4 separate regions of the Homo sapiens genome follow, and all the other regions are linked to region 1. Evidence: chromatin contacts called from ENCODE Hi-C or POLR2A ChIA-PET data. All regions are on one chromosome and are shown on one strand. The core of a region is the stretch at or near the end of the contact, and the rest is flanking DNA. Distances in the headings are between cores, read along the strand shown.

What was found. Hi-C counts contacts between places; a loop is a spot of excess contacts on that map. ChIA-PET counts read pairs that join two places held with the same protein, here RNA polymerase II (POLR2A). Pooled maps may share reads with other maps.
Region 2: a loop to region 1 is called in a pooled map, with 4 times the contacts of the local background. The contact joins the promoter of HOXC-AS3 here to the promoter of ATF7-NPFF in region 1. A Hi-C loop is called at or near these places in 1 of 50 pooled maps. POLR2A ChIA-PET finds 5 or more read pairs at or near these places in 2 of 52 experiments (MCF 10A and WTC11).
Region 3: a loop to region 1 is called in a pooled map, with 7 times the contacts of the local background. The contact joins the promoter of RARG here to the promoter of ATF7-NPFF in region 1. A Hi-C loop is called at or near these places in 1 of 37 single-sample maps with no recorded cell type and 8 of 50 pooled maps. POLR2A ChIA-PET finds 5 or more read pairs at or near these places in 3 of 52 experiments (GM12878, activated CD4-positive, alpha-beta T cell and activated CD8-positive, alpha-beta memory T cell).
Region 4: a loop to region 1 is called in a pooled map, with 5 times the contacts of the local background. The contact joins the promoter of SLC61A1 here to the promoter of ATF7-NPFF in region 1. A Hi-C loop is called at or near these places in 6 of 50 pooled maps. POLR2A ChIA-PET finds 5 or more read pairs at or near these places in 2 of 52 experiments (activated CD4-positive, alpha-beta T cell and activated CD4-positive, alpha-beta memory T cell).

The regions. Positions count from the first base shown.
Region 1 is chr12:53,625,011-53,628,150 of GRCh38, forward strand. It overlaps ATF7-NPFF (ATF7-NPFF readthrough), which reads right to left and starts at 1,372. Exons shown (of 15, transcript NR_159377.1): 1 at 1,269-1,372. It overlaps ATF7 (activating transcription factor 7), which reads right to left and starts at 1,372. Exons shown (of 12, transcript NM_006856.3): 1 at 1,269-1,372. RefSeq lists an enhancer at 1,229-1,298.
Region 2 is chr12:53,983,563-53,987,072 of GRCh38, forward strand. HOXC-AS3 (HOXC cluster antisense RNA 3) reads right to left here and starts at 1,957. Exons shown (of 3, transcript NR_047506.1): 1 at 1,914-1,957; 2 at 1,402-1,521; 3 at 389-592. HOXC10 (homeobox C10) reads left to right here and starts at 1,584. Exons shown (of 2, transcript NM_017409.4): 1 at 1,584-2,448. The coding sequence starts at 1,698. RefSeq lists an enhancer at 2,368-3,248 and a silencer at 2,733-2,782.
Region 3 is chr12:53,230,842-53,234,268 of GRCh38, forward strand. RARG (retinoic acid receptor gamma) reads right to left here and starts at 1,368. Exons shown (of 10, transcript NM_000966.6): 1 at 1,133-1,368; 2 at 328-394. RefSeq lists silencers at 1,054-1,183, 1,504-1,553.
Region 4 is chr12:53,250,510-53,254,081 of GRCh38, forward strand. It overlaps SLC61A1 (solute carrier family 61 member 1), which reads left to right and starts at 1,586. Exons shown (of 2, transcript NM_032889.5): 1 at 1,586-1,759; 2 at 2,309-3,572. The coding sequence starts at 2,327. RefSeq lists enhancers at 1,249-1,298, 1,432-2,103 and silencers at 1,569-1,848, 1,859-1,908.

The DNA of each region.
Region 1 (3,140 bases), core at 122-2,621:
AACTCTGCACACCCCCTACACACCTGTACTTAATATGACATGACCCTCAGAGATACTAAAACACCCTCTGTTAAGCAGAAAACAAACTTTTAAAGTTAGGAAAGTAGCAACGCGGGAATCTGGGTAGGAGGTGCCCTGGGTTGTAAACACCCCAGTCAGAGAACATAACAAGCAATTCAGAGCAACATATTAAGTCCCTATGGGGCTCCAACTTGGACTGCTTAAGTCCCAAGACCACATCCTGGTGTCTGGGAAGAGTTTGGGTAATAGAAGAGAGGGAGAAGGAAAATCAGAGAAGCGATGAAAGCGTTCTATTTTTCTCCTTCTCAACCCCCATCCCAGCATCTTGGAGGCTGGTCACCAGTCTGGGTGCCATATCCACCAGAAGCCCTAAATCAATATCCCAACCACCTGATACCTAGGCTAAAGACATGTGTATATCAGCCATCTCCTTCCCAAACACCTCTTATCGCTCTCAAGGCTCATATCCTTCCAGAAGCCATGCCTTATGGCGACTCAGCTCACCCATACTGTCCTCTTAAATTAATTCACTTAATTTTCTCCAAATCCATACTTTCTCTCTGATATCATGTCCCTGATGTTCTTTTAATTAATTCAATCAAAATGCCATGACCCTCATTTCCAATAATCCACCCCATCTATCTTTTCTGCCAAACCCAACGGGGTGTTGTGTCACCAGATCAAGATCTTTGTTCTCATCTACTCATTCCTACCTCCTTCCTATTACCCTTTTCCAATTCCAAGCTCCTAATCCCACTCTTTGGGAAGCCCTGGGTTTCTAACTTAGTTTAGTATCCCTCCTCTTTCTCCCATTCCACCCCATCCCATGATCCTTCCATTAGGCTCCACTAGACTACCCTTCCCTCAGGATTCAATTCCCCTCTCCTTGCCACGCCCTGTGCCCCCCGGGGCTACTTACACCAAGTTCTCCCCACACTTCAAGCCTCTGGCCCCGCCTTCCCCCCAAAGGAAGGAGGCGGGAGTAGGGAGAGAAGGGCGGCGCTCGGCAACGTAAAAGCGATCTCCCATTAGCGCTCATCGCCGCCAATCGAGGCTTCCTTCTCTCCCATTGGTCGGCTTTGGCCTATGCCCCACCCTCTTCCTCAGACAGGGCCCGGCCACCGCCTCAGCGCCCCCGTCCAACACAGACTGGGAGGGGAGACCCCAGCCTGGAACGCTGGGACTGGCCAGAGTTGAAAGGGAGACTCCCGTCAGATCATGGACTAGCTAATGTTAAAAGGACTTACCGGCTGGTAGCTCCGTTGCCTCCCGCCTGCCCGCGCTCGGTCCTACAATCTGTCTCCAGCTCCTCCTTTCCCCCCTTGGCGGAACGGATACTTTCCTCCCGTCCGGCCAGGCGCGCTCAACTCTCGCGAGAAGTCATGGGTCCGCGGGGGAAGGGCGAGATCCGTGGGGGCTGAGTTGGAAAGCGGCCGAGAGGCGGGGGCTCCGGGAAAAGAAGGGGCCGGGCTTACTGTGGGCAGGGCTGGGGAGGGAGACTGAGCGAGTACTGTCCACACAGGTCACACGTGTTCGGCTGCAGAATCTAGCGGGAGAAAGAAAGGAAAAAGGAGAGAGGATCTTTACAGGTGCCTGTAGTGGTGGTTACTACTATCTTTCAGAGTCATCGCTTCCTTAACGGCAAAGTAATTTAAAATACCCTTAGCGCTAGAAATGAAGTCCATGTACGGACAAAGCAATCCACCCGCACAGCAATTCTAACACTACCATTTTACTAGCCCTATTGCCTTGGGTGAAAACCTTCTCTGAGTCTCTGTACAATGGGACTAACAATCTCATTTTATTCAAATAGTTGTAATGATCAAATGAGATACATGAAACTGCTTGGGGATTTTTTAAAATCACTATATTATTCAGCAAATATTTTCACAAAACGTAGGGCATACTACATGCAAAGCATTGTTCTGCAGTCGAATGCTCTATCCCTGAGCTATACCCCCCGTGCAAAGCATTGTTCTAAGCATGGGGTTAAGGAGTTACCAACCCAGGTAGAATTTATATTTGAGTGAGGAAGGGGAGACAGTTAAAAAGCCAATAAACACAAATATTTCAAATAGTGAAAAGCGCTTCAGGATAGTGAGACAGAAGGTGACTAGGAGTGGGGAAGAAGCTTTACTCCTAGTGTTTGAGAGAAGACCTCTTTGAGGAAGTAACACACCAGGAGTTGAATTATGACCTGGGAAGATTTCGGGGGAAATATCAAATGCAAAGTCTATAGTCTTACATTTATATGTCTTGTTCAAGACAAACCAGGAAAAGAAAAAAGAAAAACAAAAAACAGGCTGGGTGCAGTGGCTCACGTCTGTAATCCCAACACTGCTAGGCCGAGGCAAGAGGATCGCCTGAGCCCAGGAATTTGAGACCAGCCTGGGCAACATGGCGAAAACTCAGCTCTACGAAAAAATATAAAATTAGCCGGGCATGGTGGCCTGCACCTGTAGTAGCTATTCGGGGGGCTAAGTGGGAAGATCGCTTGAGCCCAGGAGGTTGAGGTGGCAGTGAGCCCACATCAGGCCACTGCACTCCAGCCTGGACAACAGAGTGAAACCCTGTCTCGATAAATAAATAAAATAAATAATTTTCTTAAAATTTAACGAATTGTAGTTGACTTAAAATATTATCTATGGAATCTCTGTTCTCTCCTTTTGCAGCTTTATGTTACTCAGCTTTCTGAACTTTCTGTCTAGCATCTCATCTATCCTCACAGCACCCTCTGAGAGGTAGGAAGAATCTGGGTGATTTCTCCCTAGATACCTAAAATGAAACAGATGTAAAATCTTTCTTTCTTATGTAGTGAATTGAGAAAAGTTGAGAGGAGTCTTGGCTTCCAAACTATTCTCCCCTAAAACAATTCCTACTTAAAAGAATACAGTGATGGAAACATACCTTAAATATATAAGAAAAATTTGTATGTTGGCCGGGCGCAGTGGCTCACGCCTGTAAATCCCAGCTACTCAGGAGGCCGAGGCAAGAGAATCACTTGAACCTGGAAAGCGGAGGTTGCAGTGAGCCAAGATCCCGCCATTGCACTCCAGCCTGGGCAACAACAGCGAAACTCCGTGTCAAAATAAATAAATAAATAAATAAATAAATAAATA
Region 2 (3,510 bases), core at 707-3,206, 360 kb after region 1:
TGCAAGCAAATCATACACTCCACATTTCCTTCCAGTTTTCCGGAGGTTCAGGAACCCCTGCGTCTTCTCTCTCCACCCCTGGATGGGGAAATTCGGCGGATTTCTTTCTGCGGTCTTCTAGCCGCAGCGGGCTTGGGCCTCCTTAGAAACGGTCTAGCCTCCTCACTCCTCCACTCCAGGGCGCTGGGCTCCAGTCCTTTCCCCGCCAAACTCCAGCCCTTCGGAAAGTCTGAACCCTAGGCTCTGTCCAAGGAAAAATGTGGGGCGACAGGAAAGACAAGTTGTTCTCCAGATTCCGTTTCCTGAGGAAGGGGTGGAGAGTTTAGTTCGCTTTGGAAGAAGGCGATGGAGAAACGGAAATAACTGTTTGAAACATACGGTTCCCCTTATTTCTTCCTTTTATTTAAAAACAACCACAAAAATAGACTGGTCTGTCTTCTTTCAAACATGCTCCCAGCCCGTGCGCTCTGTAAAGGACGCTTCTCTGGGTCGGGTTTTGTTGCGTCTTGTGTGCTGGTTTCCCGTGTGATACGTGACTCCTCCAAACTGACCGAGGCTCCGCAGGTTCCCTCTTTCTTTCCCGGAATATTCCCTGTTTTAGCGGGGGCAAGGTCAAGCGGAAAGCGAGGACCGCCAGGGCCTGAAGTAAAGCAGCAGAACCGGCTCCAAGGCCAAAGCCTTGTGGGCCCCTGAGATGGTGACCCAGGAGCCGCCCACCCTGCCAGGCCCAGGCCACAGCTCTCGGGTCGGGGATCGGGTGCCTCTGGTCTCTGGCTTCCTCTTTCCCCTACCCCGCGTCCATTCGGAACCTCCTTTTCCGAGCAGCCATGAAGTGACCGTGACCCCCTCCCTGGCCCACCCTAGAGGCTGGAGATTCCCAGTCAACCCCCACAGGAAACTTGCAACTCCAGCGCCGCGGCCCCCAAGCTTCCAGCCCCGAGGGCCAAGCCCGGGGAAAAGAGGAGGCGGGAGAGCAGAAACTTTAGTCCTGTTTGGTATTCCTTAACTTTTTTTCCCCTTTCTCTGCTCATCAGATCCCCCCAAACCCCCCCCCCCACAAACCTCACCCCACTCCCATCCCCAAGGTAAGAAGTGGGAGTCGGGTCCGGGGATATGGAAAGGGGAGATGAAGAGTGGGGAGAAGTACCTGATTCGTGTCTCGACCTTTTAATTTGAATTTGACTGTTTTGAGCCCCGGGTTGCCTCGCTCTCTCCCTCTCTCCCGCATTTCCCCCCTCTCCGCCCCCTTCTCCCCAGGAGTTACAGGCTGGTTACTGGATAAACAAACCCCACTCTTCCTAGAACCCCCACCCCCACCCCCACCCCCCTCCACCCCTCTACCTCCCCTGCCGCCCGGGGGGCGCTTCCTTTGTTCGCGGGGAAGGGCTCCGGTGCCCCTACCCCGAGGCAGCTGCTAGATGGCGCTGTTACTCCACTCTGCGCGCTCCGCCTGCCGACAACTTGACCCCGCTGACGTCACGGCCGTCTGAATCATCAAGGCCATTTTCAAATCCCATTGGTCTAGCCGTCACATGGTGAGAACCGAATGCGCGGATAATTACGGAGCTGATATTTCCCCCCCTCCCCTTCTTTTTCCTCCCTCCCCTCCAACCGCGCCCCCCCTCCCGGATGGGGAAAAAAAAAGATGTCAGCTCCTCCGCTGTAGTATTGCTCCTTAAAAACCCCTCTCTCTGAAAATGACATGCCCTCGCAATGTAACTCCGAACTCGTACGCGGAGCCCTTGGCTGCGCCCGGCGGAGGAGAGCGCTATAGCCGGAGCGCAGGCATGTATATGCAGTCTGGGAGTGACTTCAATTGCGGGGTGATGAGGGGCTGCGGGCTCGCGCCCTCGCTCTCCAAGAGGGACGAGGGCAGCAGCCCCAGCCTCGCCCTCAACACCTATCCGTCCTACCTCTCGCAGCTGGACTCCTGGGGCGACCCCAAAGCCGCCTATCGCCTGGAACAACCTGTTGGCAGGCCGCTGTCCTCCTGCTCCTACCCACCTAGTGTCAAGGAGGAGAATGTCTGCTGCATGTACAGCGCAGAGAAGCGGGCGAAAAGTGGCCCCGAGGCAGCTCTCTACTCCCACCCCTTGCCGGAGTCCTGCCTTGGGGAGCACGAGGTACCCGTGCCCAGCTACTACCGCGCCAGCCCGAGCTACTCCGCGCTGGACAAGACGCCCCACTGTTCTGGGGCCAACGACTTCGAAGCCCCTTTCGAGCAGCGGGCCAGTCTCAACCCGCGCGCCGAACATCTGGAATCGCCTCAGCTGGGGGGCAAAGTGAGTTTCCCTGAGACCCCCAAGTCCGACAGCCAGACCCCCAGCCCCAATGAAATCAAGACGGAGCAGAGCCTGGCGGGCCCTAAAGGGAGCCCCTCGGAGAGCGAAAAGGAGAGGGCCAAAGCTGCCGACTCCAGCCCAGACACCTCGGATAACGAAGCGAAAGGTAAGGCCGCCTGGGCCGCGGGCGCCACTGGGACGTTCCGGCACTTGGTCTTCGCGGCCGGGGAGGGGGGCAGGGGAGAGGGTTGGGCCCAGGAGGCCCCAGACCATTTCGGGAATGCGACCCTGGCTTTCGACTAGCGTCCGCTGAGCTCCAGGCTGGTGGCGCGTCACTTAGCTGGGGAAGGTAAGCGGCGACGTGGAGGTGTCGGCCCTGCCCCGGCCATGGGTGCTAAGGCGGGGGCGGTGCGCACCGCGGGCCGCCTGCAGGCGCAGTGTGCTGCACCGGACGGGTGGCTGCTCCCAGGCGCGTGCTGGCTGTGGTTTGCTTTCTCAATGCTGGTGTCCTGGGGAGCTGACGTCCCCCAGCTCAGGTCAGGGGCTTGCAAAAAGCCTAAAATGGCGATCTTGGGCCAGGGACTAGGGAAGGCTGGGGAGATGGGGGGAGTTCTCTTTACTGCGTTTTCCCAGTTGAAAATTGTTTCCTGCGAAACGCGATTTGTTGTTTGTGGGTCTGATTTGTGCGTGCGGCTTGGGCTCCTGCGGCTTTTGGCTCGGCCGGGGGCCTTGGGCAGCGAGGCTGGAGCCGGAAGAGGTGGAGGTGAAGGGCTGCCCGCCACGTCCCTCCCTCCTCCAGATGCCTGGCTTGGATGGCGTTGGAACAGGGCATTTGGAATGTTGTAAGTTTTCTGTTTCCTCTTTTAATTTTTTCTTTTCCATTTTTTTCTAGTTAAATTATCTTTTTTCATTGGTTTCCAAAAGCAGCTTACAAATGAGTGGTTGGGAAATTTCTGTGTGCGTGGCAAGAGGTTTTCTCCTGAAAGGGAATGTGGCTTTGGTTGGATTTCACTGTAATTTTGGTTGAGAGAAAGCCCAGCCAGAGTTCAAGCTCAGGGTTCAAGATTCATTTCTGCTGTAGGAGCTGGGGGCCTTCGGGATCTTTCTCTGATACTTGGGGAAAGAATGTGGAGGAAACGGGAGCAGGGGAGGAAAAGCTGAGGGGAACGACTTTTCCTGAAAAGTTGTAGCAAGAGCCTCAGAAAAAGGCCCAACCAACGGGGAAGAA
Region 3 (3,427 bases), core at 118-2,617, 390 kb before region 1:
TGTGTGTGTGTGTGTGTGTGTGTGTGTGTGTGTGTGTGTGTATGTCTGTCTATATGGGATACCCAAGCTCCAGGCTCCCTGCACACACTACCCCCACTCCCCTGTCTTCTCTCTACTTGCCTCAAGGATATGAGATGCTGGCTATGGTCCTTGACCCCAACTCAGCATCTGACCCTAAGGGCAGAAGCCTCAGACTTGAGGATTGGGATTCCAGCTGCCCAGGACCAGAGCCCTAAAGCGGGACAGTCATCTCAGTTTCTTGCCCTGAAGACCTCCTACTCAGGCTCCCCTGCCCCCACCACCACTAACAACCAAGCATCTTCTTACCCGCTGGCCGCCTGCAGAGACTGGCTTCTACATACTGGGTCAGGTTGAGGGAACTGGGCCGTAGCTGCTAAAGACAGAGAGGCAGCGTCAGTGGAACTCTGGGACCAGCACTCCTGGGTCCCTGTCCCGGTCTTCCTGCTCTTTCTTTGTTCCATTTGGGCTTCCCTCAAGAATACTCCAGAGGTGCCCCCCACCTTGGCTGGAGGGAGCCAAGGCTCGCACCTGGGCTGGGAACGTGTGGGAGGGAATCCAGCGCTTCAAGGAAAGTTCACAGATCCCTATCCTATGCACCAGTCCTTCGGAACTCCTGGACGCGGAGGGCCAGGCTCACTTGCCTCTGGACGTTTTCCTTGCCTTCTGATGTCCAAGCTGTCCCATTCCACTGGGGAGGGAGGAACTTGGACCAGCATGGAACATCAAATCTACCCCTCAGAGCCCGGGGGTAAGGGGGTGGTAGTCTTTCCCCGCGAGAGGAAACCCTGTCTTCTCTCACATTCCCAGCACAAAAATATAAGGAGGAATGCCCCCTGGCTGAAGACTTCCCCAAATGCTGTCCTCTGCTATGCACCAAAATGAAGGGCAGATGACCCAGCCCATCCTCAGCCTGTTAAAATCTTCCCCATTCCCTTCCCACAGCAGGACTGGCCTGGGTCGGGGCAAGAAGCCCCCCTCAAGCCCGGCGGCCAGCCTGGCCAGCCTCGGGAGGGCATTCGCCCGTGCAGCTCCTCCGCGCCCCCTCCCCCAGCCGCCTCGCCGGAGGACCCAGGCGACGGGGCGGGCGAGCCTGCTTCCCCGCCTGACTCACCTGGAGTGGGAGGGGGAAGGGAGGCGGCGGAGCCCCGAGGTCCCGGCGTCGGGCAGTCTCTTGGATGGAGCGTCGCAATGTCCGGGGCTCGCCGTACTGGGGGGCTCCTGGGGGGGCACGGCTCTAGGCTGGGACTGTCCCGGGGCCTCTCGGAGCCCGCCCGCCCACGTGACCGCCCCAAAATATCCGACACATTTTCTCCCAAACCGCACACTGACTCTGCAGGCGGGGACACGGAAAATATTTTCTTTCTTTTTCTCCCTCCCCACCCCCCCCCCAACCTCCCTCCCTGCCCAACTCCCTCCTCCCCCTCCCGCCCTCGCTCCTCCCTCCCCTGCCTGCCCCTGCCCGGCTCCCTCCTCTGTGCCCTGGGGCTGGGGGGCGGAGGGATGGGTGGGCGGGAGGGGGACTGGGCGGGGCGGCCCGGGACGCCTGGGTCTCTGCCCTTCCCATTTGCTAGGCTTCCGTGACTCCATCCTCTGGGAGGCCGGGCACGGCTGGCAGAGGAGGTCAGTGTCCTGGCCCCGTGATGCCAACCTTTTCTCTCTGGCACTTTTCTCCTTTCTGCCTTTTGGGGGGACTAGTTGAGTTGTCTGTGGCCAGGCTGTGACTCTTGCGAGGCCAGTCTCTGGCGCCTCCCCAGGGTAGGCAATGGGGCGGTACCCACTCCCTCCCAGTGCTGGATTGGCCGGGCAGGAGTATGCCAGATCTAGAATAGATGCTCCTGCCCTTACTCTTTGCTCAGCCTTCACCTGCAGATCCAAGTAGCCTCTCCCTTCCCCTAGCCCACCTCAGTCCTTTGGTCCCAGGAGCAAACTGGTTGACTAGTGGCTGTTGCTGGGGGTGCTGAGGCCAGGGCTCACAGACATCTTCCCTGTCATCTTGCCTGGAGTAAGCTCCAGGAGTTAGGGCGCCTGGGTCCCTGGCTGCCAGTTGTCCCCCACCTTTAGGCCTGGATTTGGAAGGGGAGAGGCTGGAGAGGAGGGCAGGAGGAACTGTGGCTGGGAGTGGGAGGAGCCTTGGGCTGGGTGTGAGAGAGAAAGCCCAGGCAGAGGGTGTGTGTCTGCCCTAGCCAGCACCGGCCTGCCTGCCTGCCTGCCTGGTAGATGTGCCATGAATGCTGTTGACTCCGGGTGTGTGTGTGTGTGCGTGTGTGTGTGTGTGTGTCTGTGCAAGCGCGTGCGCATGCCAGTGCCGAGAGTGAGTGTCTGTGTCTGATGGGGGCATTATCTGCTTCAACATAGACAGACTCTCAACCCTAGAGTGAGAGAACCCAGTGGTTTCACTCTGCATTCTACTGAGGACAGAGGGAGAGAAAAGAATGGGTCTGCAGTCCAAGCTCTGTGCACGGATCCCAAACACTCCCATGGGGACTGGAGTTGGGAGGGAGAAAGAGGAGAAGGGGAGAGTCTGAGCTAGGCTGATAGGCTGGACAGACATACCCAAAGTACCTTCCCCAGCAATGCTCGCAGGGTGACCAGGACCTGGGACACAGACTCCTGGGTCACGTCACATTTTCCATACTGGAATTACTTGGCTTTGTCCTTGCTCCCCCCTGGGGGCCAGGTGTCCTCCCTCCTGGGAAAGGCTGCTTTTGGTAGCCAAAGTCAGGTGAAGGAGATGGGGGAAAGAAGAGGCATGCTGTGGTTACCTCAGGGAATGGGAGATGGCAATGGGGGTGCAGACAAGCCCTCTCTTTCACTCCAGGGATAGGAAGAGCTAGGAATAGATACTCCAGGGTCCCGTCCCCAGGTGGCCTAGCTGCTGTTGACTTTGCTTGGTTACCCTGGGAGCAGCTCTCAGCAGTGTGGGAGGGGCGGGTGTCAGGGAGTTGGACCCAGGCGTCCAGGCTGGGGTGGGATGGCGCCCCGCCTGTGTGGCAGGGCTCCTGCCAAGAGGCTGCAAAGTTAACCCCTCCTGCCCTGCCCTAGTGGTGGCTGGTGGGAGGAGGGCGGGCCCAGTTGTGGTTTGGGAATGTGGCCCTAATTTCCCCCTCCCCCTTCCAGCACATCTGTACTTGGTTTACAGTGAATGAGCCTCCTGTCCTCATGAACCAGGCAAGGGCACCACTCCCTCCTTGGCCAGGCATTCTGACACAGAACCAGGCACCACCCGTGACACTCTCCTCTCCCTGCTGAGTATCATCTCTCTGAACTCTTCCCTTCTCCTTCTGTAGAGGGGCTTAGGGTTGGTCCCAAAGATCTACAGCTGGAGCTCTGAGACAGTGCATCTAGGTAGCAAATGGGGCCAGGGAAGCCTAAATCGGGGGACAAAACACTTGGGGTAGCCTCTGAA
Region 4 (3,572 bases), core at 336-2,835, 370 kb before region 1:
TTACAGGTGTGAGCCACCGCGCCCAGCAATTTTTTGTATTATTAGTAGGCATGGGGTTTCGACATGTTGGCCAGACTGGTCTTAAATTCCTGGCCTCAAGTGATTCACCCACCTTGGCCTCTCAAAGTGTTGAGATTACAGGTGTGAGCCACCACACCTGGCCAAGATAGTAAATAAATAAACAAGGAAAATACATAGTGTACTGCAGAGTAAAAGCAGCAGAGAGAATAGAAAATTGGAAGGAAAGTAGGTAGATTACTGTGCTGGAGGTGGTGGTGTTGCTATTTTAAACAGGAGGGCCATGGAAGGCCCCTCTGATCAGGTGACATTTTTTAAAATTTTATTTTATTTTTTATTTTTTTGTGAGACAGAGTCTCGCTCTGTCACCCAGACTGGAGTGCAGTGGCGTGATCTTGGCTCACTGCAACCTCTGCCTCCCTGGTTCAAGCGATTCTCCTGCCTCAGCCTCCCGAGTAGGTGGGATTACAGGTGCCCACCACCATGCCTGGCTAATTTTTATATTTTTTTACTAGCGACGGGGTTTCACCATGTTGGCCAGGCTGATCTTGAACTCCTGACCTCAACTGATCGGCCTGCCTCAGCCTCCTAAACTGCTGGGATTACAGGAATGAGCCACCAGGCCCAGCCAAGATCAGGTGACATTTGAACAGAGAACTGGAGGAGGTGGGGGGGGGAACCACGTGGATATCTTGGAGAAGAACTGTACAGGGAACAGTGTGCAAAAGCCCTGGTGGTAGCCAACATAGATGGGAGGGAGAGGAGCAGGGGATGAAGTCAGAGGAGTGGCAGAGGGTCAGAGGACAGAGGGTCTTGTAGGCCATTATAAATACTTCGGCTTTTACCCTTAGTGAGATGGGAAGTCATTGGAGGCTCTTGAGGAGATGATACGGAAGCTGTAGAGAGGTTAAATAGTTTTTCCAAGGTAAAACAGCTTGTAAGTGGCAGAAGGTAGGGAATTAAGCTCCAAGGCTGAAGTTCTTAACCCCATGCTGCCACTGAACTTTAGCCTTCTTTATTTGGGCATTGCTATCCTGTGACTTCAAAGAAACTGGGACACTGGGAAGTTATGCGGCTTGCCCAAGGCCACACAGCTGGTAAGTGACAGGGGCAGGACTGCGCCTTAGTCTGTCTGCAGCCCGACTCCAAGTTCTTTACACCACACCGCCTCCCTCAGGTGTCTGGACCATACTGGCTTCTCTTGCATGGAGGTCACTGCAGTGGGAGAGGAGGCAAACCAAGGAGACCTTCTCGGCTTCGGGCAGCGGTGCTGTTCCTTAGGAAGCTCCAACCCTTGGCTCTACCGGACTGCGGGCATCTTTCCCGAGCACTGCACGGAAGAAAAGAAAATTGGCACTTATTTCAGGGTGGCCCCTCAGGCATCCAAGAGCCAGAGGAGCAGGTGTCACGGGATGGCAGCGAGCGAGGCCAGGCCAGGAGAAGCAACCGCAGCCTCCTATGGTCGCCCCTTCCCGACCCACCCCAGGCGTCAGGAGTTCCGCGCCCGGGTAAGGGAAGGAGGGCGGGCGGGCGGGGCGGGGCGGGGTTTTGGCGCCGCGCCCCCGTCACGTGATGAAGCCATCATGGCGGCGGCCAGAGGCCTGCCCGGCTCCCGGAAGCAGGCTGTGAGGGGCGGGAGCGCTGCTGGAACCCGAGCCGGAGCCGGAGCCACAGCGGGGAGGGTGGCCTGGCGGCCTGGAGCCGGACGTGTCCGGGGCGTCCCCGCAGACCGGGGCAGCAGGTGAGGCGGAGTCTGGGCGAGGTGCAAGTGGATGTGGCAGGGCTGGGCAGGGGCTAGGGGGCGCAGTGGGGTGCCAGTGACCTGGAGGAGTGGGCCTCTGAGATGCACACGCATGACCCTGAAGCAACTCGAGAGGCCTGCGCGGGTGGGAGGGATGCCCGGGACAGAGGATGAGACACTGAGGGCAAAAAGAGGCTCCGCAGCGAGGACGGGAGGTAATAGAAGGAAGTGTACGGGAGCTGCTGTGGGAAAGGGCAGTAGAATTTGCGGGAGCGGGATTATTGAAAGGGACTCCCTCTTCACAGGCAAGGATGGGTTGAGTGCCCAGTCCTCTCCCCTGTCTTCTTACCCCTCCCTGCCCCACAGTGTCCTAGGAGACAGCTTTGGCGTGGCCACTCCTCCCACCCACCCAACTGGTCCCTCCGGTCTGAGATCTTGGGGAGTGGAGTTGGCAGCGGGGTTGGGTGGAGCTGCCATCTGCTTAAGACAGCCCCTTGACCGTGCTGCCCGAAGGATGGATATGGCTCTGACTCCCACCTCTCTTCCCAGGTCGTCCGGGGGCCCACCATGCTGGTGACTGCCTACCTTGCTTTTGTAGGCCTCCTGGCCTCCTGCCTGGGGCTGGAACTGTCAAGATGCCGGGCTAAACCCCCTGGAAGGGCCTGCAGCAATCCCTCCTTCCTTCGGTTTCAACTGGACTTCTATCAGGTCTACTTCCTGGCCCTGGCAGCTGATTGGCTTCAGGCCCCCTACCTCTATAAACTCTACCAGCATTACTACTTCCTGGAAGGTCAAATTGCCATCCTCTATGTCTGTGGCCTTGCCTCTACAGTCCTCTTTGGCCTAGTGGCCTCCTCCCTTGTGGATTGGCTGGGTCGCAAGAATTCTTGTGTCCTCTTCTCCCTGACTTACTCACTATGCTGCTTAACCAAACTCTCTCAAGACTACTTTGTGCTGCTAGTGGGGCGAGCACTTGGTGGGCTGTCCACAGCCCTGCTCTTCTCAGCCTTCGAGGCCTGGTATATCCATGAGCACGTGGAACGGCATGACTTCCCTGCTGAGTGGATCCCAGCTACCTTTGCTCGAGCTGCCTTCTGGAACCATGTGCTGGCTGTAGTGGCAGGTGTGGCAGCTGAGGCTGTAGCCAGCTGGATAGGGCTGGGGCCTGTAGCGCCCTTTGTGGCTGCCATCCCTCTCCTGGCTCTGGCAGGGGCCTTGGCCCTTCGAAACTGGGGGGAGAACTATGACCGGCAGCGTGCCTTCTCAAGGACCTGTGCTGGAGGCCTGCGCTGCCTCCTGTCGGACCGCCGCGTGCTGCTGTTGGGCACCATACAAGCTCTATTTGAGAGTGTCATCTTCATCTTTGTCTTCCTCTGGACACCTGTGCTGGACCCACACGGGGCCCCTCTGGGCATTATCTTCTCCAGCTTCATGGCAGCCAGCCTGCTTGGCTCTTCCCTGTACCGTATCGCCACCTCCAAGAGGTACCACCTTCAGCCCATGCACCTGCTGTCCCTTGCTGTGCTCATCGTCGTCTTCTCTCTCTTCATGTTGACTTTCTCTACCAGCCCAGGCCAGGAGAGTCCGGTGGAGTCCTTCATAGCCTTTCTACTTATTGAGTTGGCTTGTGGATTATACTTTCCCAGCATGAGCTTCCTACGGAGAAAGGTGATCCCTGAGACAGAGCAGGCTGGTGTACTCAACTGGTTCCGGGTACCTCTGCACTCACTGGCTTGCCTAGGGCTCCTTGTCCTCCATGACAGTGATCGAAAAACAGGCACTCGGAATATGTTCAGCATTTGCTCTGCTGTCA